Linked DNA regions of Homo sapiens: region 2 is linked to region 1. Evidence: chromatin loops called from intact Hi-C (ENCODE). Cell type or tissue: HepG2. All regions are shown on one strand. Links, peaks and the distances in the headings refer to the core of each region. The heading gives the core; the rest is flanking DNA. Region 1 has its middle 36 kb from the start of FOXN3-AS2. Region 2 overlaps FOXN3 (forkhead box N3).

What was found. A loop is a pair of places that touch in the nucleus more often than their neighbours do. Peaks named below come from ENCODE experiments on the same cell type or tissue, not always from the same donor. Only the 100,000 strongest peaks of a DNase experiment are listed, where the experiment ranks them.
Region 2: it touches region 1 in a loop (15-fold over the local background); 1 of 110 quality-filtered maps calls a loop at or near these places.

Annotation. Positions count from the first base shown.
Region 1 is chr14:89,537,047-89,542,428 of GRCh38, forward strand. It overlaps a transcript of FOXN3 not described here. Among named protein-coding and RNA genes, the nearest start is that of FOXN3-AS2, 36 kb to the right of the region's middle. In HepG2, for the core only: a CTCF peak has its summit at 1,063; a DNase peak (open chromatin) is centred at 3,165.
Region 2 is chr14:89,388,089-89,393,470 of GRCh38, forward strand. The region is part of intron 2 of FOXN3 (forkhead box N3); the gene reads right to left. Among named protein-coding and RNA genes, the nearest start is that of FOXN3, 26 kb to the right of the region's middle. RefSeq lists an enhancer at 3,661-4,161. In HepG2, for the core only: a CTCF peak has its summit at 1,027; a DNase peak (open chromatin) is centred at 3,263; H3K4me3 peaks cover 495 bases.

The DNA.
Region 1 (5,382 bases), core at 205-5,204:
TCTCTCCTCTGGGATGCCATTCTACCTGGACACGCTTCTAACAAAGCACCCACAGCATTTCTCTGAGGGTGTTGGTTTATGTGTCTGAATCCACATCCTAAACAGGAAGTTCCTTGAGAATGGGGACAATGTCCTATTCATCTTTGTAATACCAACATCTAGCCTGGTGGGACTCCACAGAATGGAGGATTCCCGGTGGATTCCATGAAATGCTTGGTGGATGAATAAGTGGATGGATGAATGGATGGATGGTCTGTTCCATCCAATGAATTCCATGGAATGACTGATGGATGCATGGATGGACTGTCCAACCTAGAGGAGTCTATGGAATGTTTGATGAATGAATGAATGGATGGATTGATGGACTGTCCAATTTAGAGGATTCCATGAAATGTTGGATGGATGGATGGATGGATGGATGGATGGATGGATGGATGGATGGACTATCCAATCTAGTGAATTCCATGAAATGCTCAATGGATGAATAAAATGCATGGATGAATGGATGGAAGGATGGCCTGTCCAAAGCCATGCAACAAGTAAATTGCAGAGCCAAAGCAGCTCCCACATCTTCCAACCTCTTGTTGGGGCATCATTCCCTTGGTTCCCCCACTGCCTTTGCCAATGTGTGAGTGACATCTCTGAAAAGACTGGTGAATCAATCTCTAGATCCAGAATGAACTTACCAAACAACTTTAGGCCATGTTGTTAAGAACAAACAAACAACAAAACTGTGTGCATCAATTTACATATCTATAAAAGAGGCTCATACTTAATACTGGAGTTTAGAATACATGGAGAGGTAAAGGAGGAACAAGAGAGAAGCCTATGAGATAACATTGACAAGTTCCTTCTTCAAAAGTACCTCAATGGAAAACTGTCACAATAGTAAATATAATTAGATAACAATAATAATACCATACACCACAGTTTATTACTATCCTTTCTTCTGAGGCTTTCAATTGGAACTGAAAACACAATTACTAATTAAATGAGACAACAGGAGGTATCATTTTCCAAATGGAACCCTAGTGATATAAATGAGTTACTGCAGCTTCTCAAATTTCTCACTGTCACCCAAAGAGGGGGTTAATCACTTGGCTAGAGTTAACTCAGAAAAACAGATCCACGTAATGTATTTGTTCTTCTGCTCAAAACGCAGTTCATTCATGCATTTCCTAAGTAGCTACTGTGGCCACTATAAGGTCACAAAGATGTTAAAACCCAGTTCCTCCCCTCAAGGAGCATAACGTACCCAGAGCGCACAGATGGCACAAAATGTAGCCAGGACTTGGATCAAAAAACGAAGGCCTCTGGGGAGGAGATAAGAAACAGGGCACTGATATTCCTGGTCTTGGAGGAGTCCAGGTAAAGAATAAAAACAGAATTTTGAAGTGAAGACAGAATGAAGCAGGAGGCTGCCATCTCTAGGGGGCTTCAGAAGATTCTGTTTTCCTTTTTCCTTTTCTTTTCTCTTTTTTTCTTTTTTAAGATGGAGTTTTGCCTTTGTTGCCCAGGCTGGAATGCAATGGCACGATCTTGGCTCACCACAACCTCTGCCTCCCGAGTTCAAGCAATTCTCCTGCCTCAGCCTCCCAAGTAGCTGGGATTACAGGCATGCGCCACCACGCCTGGCTAATTTTGTATTTTTAGTAGAGACGGGGTTTCTCCATGTTGGTCAGCCTGGTTTCGAACTCCCGACCTCAGGTGATCCGCCCGCCTCAGCCTCCCAAAAGAGCTGGAATTACAGGCATGAGTCACCGCACCTGGCCTTTTATTATTATTATTTATTTATTTATCTATTTATTTATTTTTGAGACGGAGTCTCACTCTGTCGCCCCGGCTGGAGTGCAGTGGTGCGATCTCCGCTCACTGCAACTTCCGCCCCATGGGTTCAAGCGATTCTCCTGCCTCAGCCTCCTAAGTAGCTGGGATTATAGGCGCCCGCCACCACGTCTGGCTAATTTTTGTATTTTTAGTAGAGATAGGGTTTTACCACGTTGGCCAGGCTGGTCTCGAACTCCTGACCTCATGATCCACCTGCCTCGGCCTCCCAAAGTGCTGGGATTACAGGCGTGAGCCACGTGCCTGGCCACTTTTCTTTTTTTTATTTTTAAAAATTTAGTTGTATAATACCAAATTCTTCACTTGTCTTTTAACTGAAACCTTTCCCAATTTGTGCTTTTAAAGGCATTTGAAGATAAAAAGGTTATGTAGTCAAATGGAAATTTGAGAAAAGGAAATAAAATAAAACAGTATCTCCTAGAAAAGGATATAATGTGCAGTTTTGACCAAATTAATTTAATGTTTGTTTTTTAGGAGCTTGCTGGCTAGTGTTCTGAAAAACACAGAAAATACCGGTCCAGTGAAAATGATACATAAAACACTCCCCTGTTTTTATTTTGCCATTGTCTCAGTTTAAAAGAAAAACAAAATGGGATGTCTATAATGGAGAAATAAAGCAGGGCTCATAAGTAGGGTCGATAACAAAATTTCAAAATCATATAAACACAACCTTGGGTCCTGCTCACCACTTACATTGTGTGACTTGACTTAAAAATTGCTTCCACTTTCTCAGCCTCAGTTTCCATATCAGTCAAATGGGAATAATATTAACTGCCTCTTAGGGTAAGTAGGTGTATTTATTGAGAAATTCAAGCCAAATCATCCAGCAGAGTACTTAGCACAGAGCACACTTTGATGGTCAGGAACTGCTGCGTGAGACACTGATGGGTGACAGAGGGAGGCTCGTTAGGGTTAGTCCACGGCAGCTGTGCCTTCTGATACTAAAACAAAAATATATTCAACTTCAATGTGCTTGAAAAACTAGACATAGGCTGCATGAGAAAAGAAAAAGGAAACATACCAAAATGGAAGAGAAGTCTGAAGAACACTCATCTCAAGCCAGATTTTCAAGGAAATGAGTTTAATATGAAATTACAAAAACAGTGCCCTCGGCTGTTTCTACTTTTCTATGAAATCCGATAGCCAGATATCACGATGCAACAGAACAAAGAAAATGCAAAGAACAGCAGGATAAATACTTTTAGTTGTTTTCTCACGCCACTCCTTCAAATTGGTGTTTGCAGCATGGTAGTAGAAGGTAATGCAATAACCATGTGAAATTTACAGCAGACTTTAGGATTGTGGACATTTCTGAGCAAATAGAGATAACAACAAAGGCCAGGAACAAGTGACTGTGGGGTATGTGGTTAGATCAAGACCTTGAAAACAGATGCTTTACCTAGCCAAGTAAACCAATGTTTACCACTGTCCTCTAAAAGGCATGCTTAACATAGACCTAAAACTGAAGCAAATCCTTACACTAGAGTTTGATAGCATTTTTTTAAAATCTCGCATATAAAGTTGGCTGGAGACCTAAAGCAACCAGTTACAAAGAAAATGAGGCTGGGCACGGTGACTCACGCCTGTAATCCCAGCACTCTGGGAAGCCAAGGCGGGCGGATCGCGAGGTCAGGAGTTCAAGACCACCCTGGCCAACATAGTGAAACGTCGTCTCTACTAAAAATACAAAAAAAAAATTTAGCCGAGCGTGGTCGCACGCACCTGTGGTCCCAGCTACTTGGGAGGCTGAGGCAGGAGACTCGCTTGAACTGGGAGGCGGAGGCTGTAGTGAGCCGAGATTGCAACACTGCACTCCAGCCTGGGTAACACAGTGAGACTATGTCTCAAAAAAAAAAAAAAAAAGGAAAATGAACGAGTTATATGCCTTTAAAAATCAAATTTTGTTAGGATAAAACATCCAAAGACTGCTGCTGCTAAGAAAAATCTATATGGAATGTTCCTTGATATAAGTGACTCAGATCGGGTCTTAAAAATACTTTTGTTGTGCAGAGATTTGCAGTAGTAAGTAGGAAATGTCTAATAAGTGTTTGCAACATGAAGGAACTGAATGAATGAATGAATGAATAAACTAAGTGGCTGAGTCAGAGTATCTCTGGCTGAGTCACAGTATGTTAGAATTGGAAGAATTCTAAGATTCTTACCGATTTTGATTTCAATTTGTACATTGTGTCATTGGAAGCTCAGGACCTCACCAGACAGATCTCTCGCAAATATTTGTTGGATATATGAATGGAACCAGAGCTACAGAAACAAGCACTTTTCCTTCCTGGTTCAATTCAAACACATCATGTGGGTGGTGCTGTAAGAGGTGTTTGAACCACATCAACTCCATCTTGAATAGGAGCTGAGTAAAATAAGGCTGAGATCTACTCGGGCTGCATTCCCAGACGGTGAAGGCATTCTAAGTCACAGGATGAGACAGGAGGTCAGCACAAGATACAGGTCACAAAGACCTTGCTGATAAAACACTTTGTGGTAAAGAAGCTGGCCAAAACCCACCAAAACCAAGATGGCCACCACAGGGACCTCTGGTCCTCCTCACTGCTACACTCCCACCAGCACCACAACAGTTTATAAATGCCACAGCAATGTCAGGAAGTTACCCTATATGGTCTAAAAAGGGGAGGCATGAATAATCCCCCCCTTGTTTAGCATATCATCAAGAAATAACTATAAAAATGGGCAGCCAGCAGCCCTCGCAGCTGCTCTGTCTATGGAATAGCCATTCTTTTATTCCTTTACTTTCTTTATAAACTTGCTTTTGCTTTACTCTATGGACTTGCTCTGAATTCTTTCTTGCATGAGATTCAAGAACCCTCTTGGCCTCTGGATCAGGACCCCTTTCCCGTAACAGTGCTATGGCTGGGATTTTGCTCCCTGCTCTGCCACTCTGGACATAGCTGTACATCCTTGAGCAAACTTTTTCACTTCTCTGGTTTCCTTACTTGTAAAACTGGGCACATGGAACTACAAAAGGTCCCTTGCATCAGCAATATTCTAAGATTACTCAGGAAAATATAAGCCCAAAGACCCAAGTTGTTAAAGGAAAGGGGTCCCGATCCAGACCCCAAGAGAGGGTTCTTGGATCTCGCGTAAGAAAGAATTCAGGGCGAGTCCGAAGTGCAAAGTAAAAGCAAGTTTATTAAGAAAGTAAAGTGGTGAAAGAACAGCTACTCCATAGATAGAGTACGATGTTCCTGAAAGTAAGAGGAGGAACGCATCCACCCTAAGTACAATACTTGTATATATGGGGAGATGTGCTCTGCTACAAGGGTTTGCGATAAAGGATTAATTTTCTTAATTACTATATTTTGCAAGAATCGATATTATTATCTTTAAAGCAAAATTAAGAGTGCCTTTGTTCTCCAGATGTCAGGATACCTGGACACTCCCAAGTCTGAGTCTGTTTAGTAAACACTATTAATTTGTTCCCTTAACCGTAAACATCTAGAGGCTAGGAATGCCTAACTTTCTGAGAATGGAGCCCAGCAAATCTCAGCCTCATTTTCCTAGCCC
Region 2 (5,382 bases), core at 250-5,249, 150 kb before region 1:
CAGGAGAATCGCTTGAACCCAGGAGGTGGAGGTTGCAGTGAGCCGAGATTGCGACATTGCACTCCAGCCTGGGCAACAGAACAAGATTCCGTCTTGGAGGGAAGATAGCCTAAATGGGCGAACACACACTCCATGGGGCCTGGAAAGTCAGGGAGGAGATGAGAACTCACTTCCATGGATGGCAGCAATCACTGAGGCCATCTGAGCAAAGGATACAGTAATGACAGTGCCCAGGCTACCAGGACAGAGCCTGGAGACAGTGAACGCTGCACCTGCAACTCAGGGATGGAAGAGTGGGGCCGCTGCAAGCAGGGTGTGGGATGCTGCTGGGTGTGGGCCACAGGGCCCAAGAGCTTGGCTCTGCCCTTATCAAGTTATCAGGGTCAGCGCCTAGGAAGCCAGGAGAATGAATGCGCCATTGACTTACTCAGCAGAACCTCTGGAGCCCCCTGCACACAGCGCTGTCCCAAGCACTGGGTTAGACTGACTGTGAAGCTTACATTTAGAGGAGACACGTGATGAACAAGTCACAGATAAATGTGTAAATGCACCTGGAGCTAAGTGTTGCCAGGAAGGCGAGCAGGAGGGCTCAGAGAAGACCTCTCTGAAGGGGTGTCATTAAAGCTGGACCCTGATAAATAAGGTGCCAGCTTGATGAGAAGCAGGAAAATCAAGAAGAAGATGCATGAGAGAGGCCAAGAGAAAAGCCCTTGAGCAGGGAAGACATGATGAAACTGGATGGATCACAGACACCAGGGGTGGGAGACGAGGCTGCTACCAGTGGCTCAACAGCACCAGCAGAGCACAGGCCCCGCACTGTGACACCAGGCAGAGTTCAGCAAGGGATCCCAGAAAACCAAAGTCGGGTGATCCAGAAACAGAAAACTGGGCCATCTGAGGCTCTGGGAAGAGAACTCAGAGATTCAGGAAATACTACAAGGGCTGATTTTGGAGACTGGGTGACTGGGTGCTTGCTCTTGTGAAAAGGAAATGCTGATCCAGGCAGACTCCAGCAGGGAGAGCTGCAGCCTGAGGGGAACTTACAGGCCCGTTTGGGAGGAATTTGTCTTTATGGACAATTCCTCTTTTTTCCCATCTCTGATTCTTTCCTGCAAACGAATTTGGAAGTAAAATGTATGAAAGTGAAAAAAACTTACATGTTACAATGTGCATCTCTTAGGTATAAAGAACTATTCCCTTTTTTAGAGTACTTAAAACAAAAAAAAAAGAAAGATTATAAAATCTCTAAATATACCTAATGTCTCAGACTCAAGCATCCACAATTACTTCACAGCATTTCATGAACACCCTTTCATTCTATCCTTTCCCTTCACAGCGGTAGATCCCACAAGCGCCCAATCAAGACCAAAGATTCACGCCAATTGATTTCCCTCTTTCTCAATTGATGTGTTTAGGAGAATTACGCTCTTTCTAACTCCTATTATTAACCTTTTTAATTTGTCACTTTCATTTTAATAAAACAAGGGCAAAGCACATAAACAATTCAAATGATTGCACAAATAAACCGTGCTATAAAGACAAAGACGGAAAAACTGGTGAAATTGATCTGCTGGCTGGCAGGCCACGGTGGGATGGCTAGAAATAGTCACTTGTTGATGTGTAGGTGGCCAAATTCACCATACAAAGGGTAGCTTGGGGGCATCAATATACGATCTTAGCAAATCCACCAGTCATCTCACAGAAATGACCCTACCGGGTCAGAGGTGACTCCTGTCCTTTGGCCCACAGCAGAGGGCTGGACTCAAGGAACAATAAGGCTCTTTACAACTACAAAATGTCATAAAATAAATCCTTGTTTTTCACTTTTATAAACAAAAAAAAAAATTCTGGCCAGGCACAGTGGCTCACACCTGCTATCCCAGCACTTTGGGAGGCCGAGGTGGGCAGATCACATGCACTCAGGAGTTCGAGACCAGCCTGGGCAACACAGTGAGACCTCATCTTTACAAAAATAATAATAATAATAATTAGCCAGGCATAGTGACACAAGCCTGTAGTCCTAGCTATTTGGGAGGCTGAGGTGGGAGGATTGCTTGAGCCTGGGACGTTGAGGCTGCTGTGAGCCAAGGTCATGCCACTGCACTCCAGCTAAAATGACAGAGTGAGACTCCCTTTAAAAAAAAAAAAAATATGCACTGGGCATGTTTTCAGCCATATGTTTCAATAGATCTCTCTCGTTCTCTTTCTCTCTCTCTCTCTCTCTCTATATATATATAAATATTATCTATATAATTTTATATGTATAAATAATATAATTTAATACATATAATTTTTTAAGTAAGGAAAACTATTACTTTAAGAAAATGATAAAGCAGTGAAATCCACTAATGTATTTTTCAATCAGGAGACTATGTTCAGGGATTTTCTCTAAGCTGCTTTTTAAAAAAAAAAAAAAAAAAAGGAAATCTCAACACAGAGCTGACAATTAGCTTTTTCTTCAAACTGACGAGCAGTATCATTTAGTAGTGGCTACTACAAAATTCTTATTATTGAATGTGCCTTTATTCTAGGGGGGAAAGCCTAGCAAAATAAAACAGCAGGTATTACAGAAAATAAAAATGGCCCAAGGAAGCTCCAAAGTAATTGAATCTACTCGTATGACCAAAATCTCCAGAAACCCTTCCAGAGAGTCCCTTGCCCTCCCCTGCAGATGCTGTAAGAGGTGCCTCGGTTGAAGTTCTGAGGGTGAGAGCTGCCCCCGCAGCTTGCAGGACTAAGACCCTCTCTAAGGCCAAGTTCAGACTTACACTTAGTCCAGTTTCTCCCACAGTTCCTGTACTTATTATTTAGGAAAGAGGGTCACTGAGAGAAGCCCAAAGCCTCAGAACAGATGAGTCGAAGACAGGGTAGGCAGACAGTGTCTCGAGAAACTCCTTTCTCCAGTTGCTAAGGTTAACGGTAGATCCAGCCCACCACAGTCCAGAGGTGAAGAGGACCGGCATACAGAAAACTGTCTTTCCTTATTTATGTGTGGTCTTCCGAGGCCAATTACAGAGGGTGAAAACTTTGTAAGAGAAAATCACCTTGAACCCAAGGAACAGTCCAAATGCCCATCACCAGCCCCAGACTGACCTTGGTTTTCAAGGGCGGTAAGTGAATCCTCCTCCTCGAAAAACAGACTGTGTTAAAGGGCACGACTGTGTCTCAGAAATAAAATACGGTTACATTGGGCAAATGGAGGACACCTGACAAAAGTGCCTTCAGATGTTTAGTAAAACCAAGGTCATACAAACACTGAGTCATCGTGAACAAAGCAGCCAGTACGTTCATATTTCCAAAGACAGGCATCCCGTCCCTCTGCCTCTGTACCAAGAATTCAGCCAACTTGGGCATTCACAGTTGTGCAAACCGAGTCTTATTATTTCATGGTTCAACCAAAAGGATCTGCTGCAGAAGAACACGCTCCCCCAAACAAAGGCTGCTTCTTCCCAGTTCAAGGTTTAACTAGGCCCTGAATAAGAAATGTTGGGCAGGTATTGCATCTTATTGTACCAATTCAAGCCTCAGCACCAAGTGCATGAAAAATAAGCGACAGTCCCCAAATACAGCCTGGTTGGTTGGTGCCACCGTGCTCTCTGCTTGCAGGCTATGTAGCTAATAAAACTGGAACCCTGGCCGGGCGCGGTGGCTCATGCCTGTAATCCTGGCACTTTGGGAGGCCGAGGTGGGTGGACTGCTTGAGCTCAGGATTTCAAGACCAACCTGGGCAACATGGCCAAACCCCATCTCTACTAAAATGTAAAAGAAATTAGCCAGGCATGGCGGCATGTGCCCATATTCCCAGCTACTCAGGAGGCTGAGGCGGGAGAATTGCTTGAACCCAGGAGGTGGAAGTTGCAGTGAGCTGAGATGGCACCACTGCAATCCAACCTGGAACCCTATAAACTCTTTCCATTTTGTTGTCAAGATCTGTGATCCCTTCATTCCCCATCAAAAAATGGAGAGGAAAAAAACCCAAACCATCTGCCCCCTAACTTTATGGCATTTCTTTAATGTGAACCCAGTTAGGTTTCAAATATGTTCCCATAGGCAGCATTAGGAGGGAGAGAAGTTCTAAGCCCAGGAGACCTGAGTTCTGGATCCAAATCTATCACCAGCCCCCACTGCGTGGCTGTGAGCACCTCTCTGGATCGTTCCCTCCTCTGTAAAAGGACACAATCCCACTGCATATTCCTAAGTACCTTCCATTAGGTTTTATTCCTGAAGTCTCTCAGTGTAGGCAGAAACTCATAACTCACTGCTACTTCTTTCTGTTGCTCTGTTCCCAGGGCTGCTGTAACCAAGTGCCACAAGCCGGATGGCCCCAACAATAGAAATGTATTTCCTCACTGTTCGGGAGGCTTGAAGCCTAAAATCCAGGTGTCAGCAGGGCTGGTCCCTTCTAGAAGCTGGGAGACAGAATCTGTTCTACGACCCTCTCTGGTGATGTCAGAATCCTTGCTGTTCCTAGGCTTGCAGAGCCATCACTCCAACCCCTGCCCTCACACTCACACGGTGCTCTCCCCTGCACATGTGTCTGTGTCTCGTCTTTTTTTTTTTTTTTTTTTTTGAGATGGAGTCTCATTCTGTCACCCGGGCTGGAGTACAGAGGTGCAATCTCAGCTCACTGCAACCTCCGACCCCCAGGTTCAAGCAATTCTCCTGCCGCAGCCTCCTGAATAGCTGGGATTACAGGTACAGACCACCACGCCCAGCTAATTTTTTTTTTTTTTTTTGAGACAGCATCTCGCTCTGTCGCCCAGGCTGGAGTGCAGCAGCATGATATCAGTTCAGTGCAACCTCCGCCCCCAAGGTTCAAGAGATTCTTCTGCCTCAGCCTCCCGAGTAGCTGGGACTACAGGCACGTACCACCACGCCCGGCTAATTTTTGTATTTTTAGTAGAAATGGGGTTTCACCATATTGGCCAGACTGGTCTCAAACTCCTGACCTCGTGATCCGCCCACTTCGGCCTCCCACAGTGCTGGGGTTACAGGCATGAGCCACCGTGCCCGGCTTAATTTTTGTATTTTTAGTAGAGATGGGGTTTCACCATGTTGGCCAGGCTGGTCTCGAACTCCTGACCTCAGGCAATCCACCCACCTCAGCCTCTCAAAATGCTGGGATTACAGGCATGAGCCACCCCACCTGGCCTCCTCTCTTCTTTTTATAAGAATGCCAGTTACATTGGATTACAAACCACCCTGATCCAGTGTGACCTCATTTTAACTTGATTACATCTTTTCCAAATAAGGTCACATTCGTGGTACCAGAGATGAGAACTTCAACATTATCTTTCTGAGGGATACAACTCACCCCTGAACACCTGCTTACACAGGAAACGCACAGAGTGCCACAAGACATCCAGCCACAGGACTGTGGGA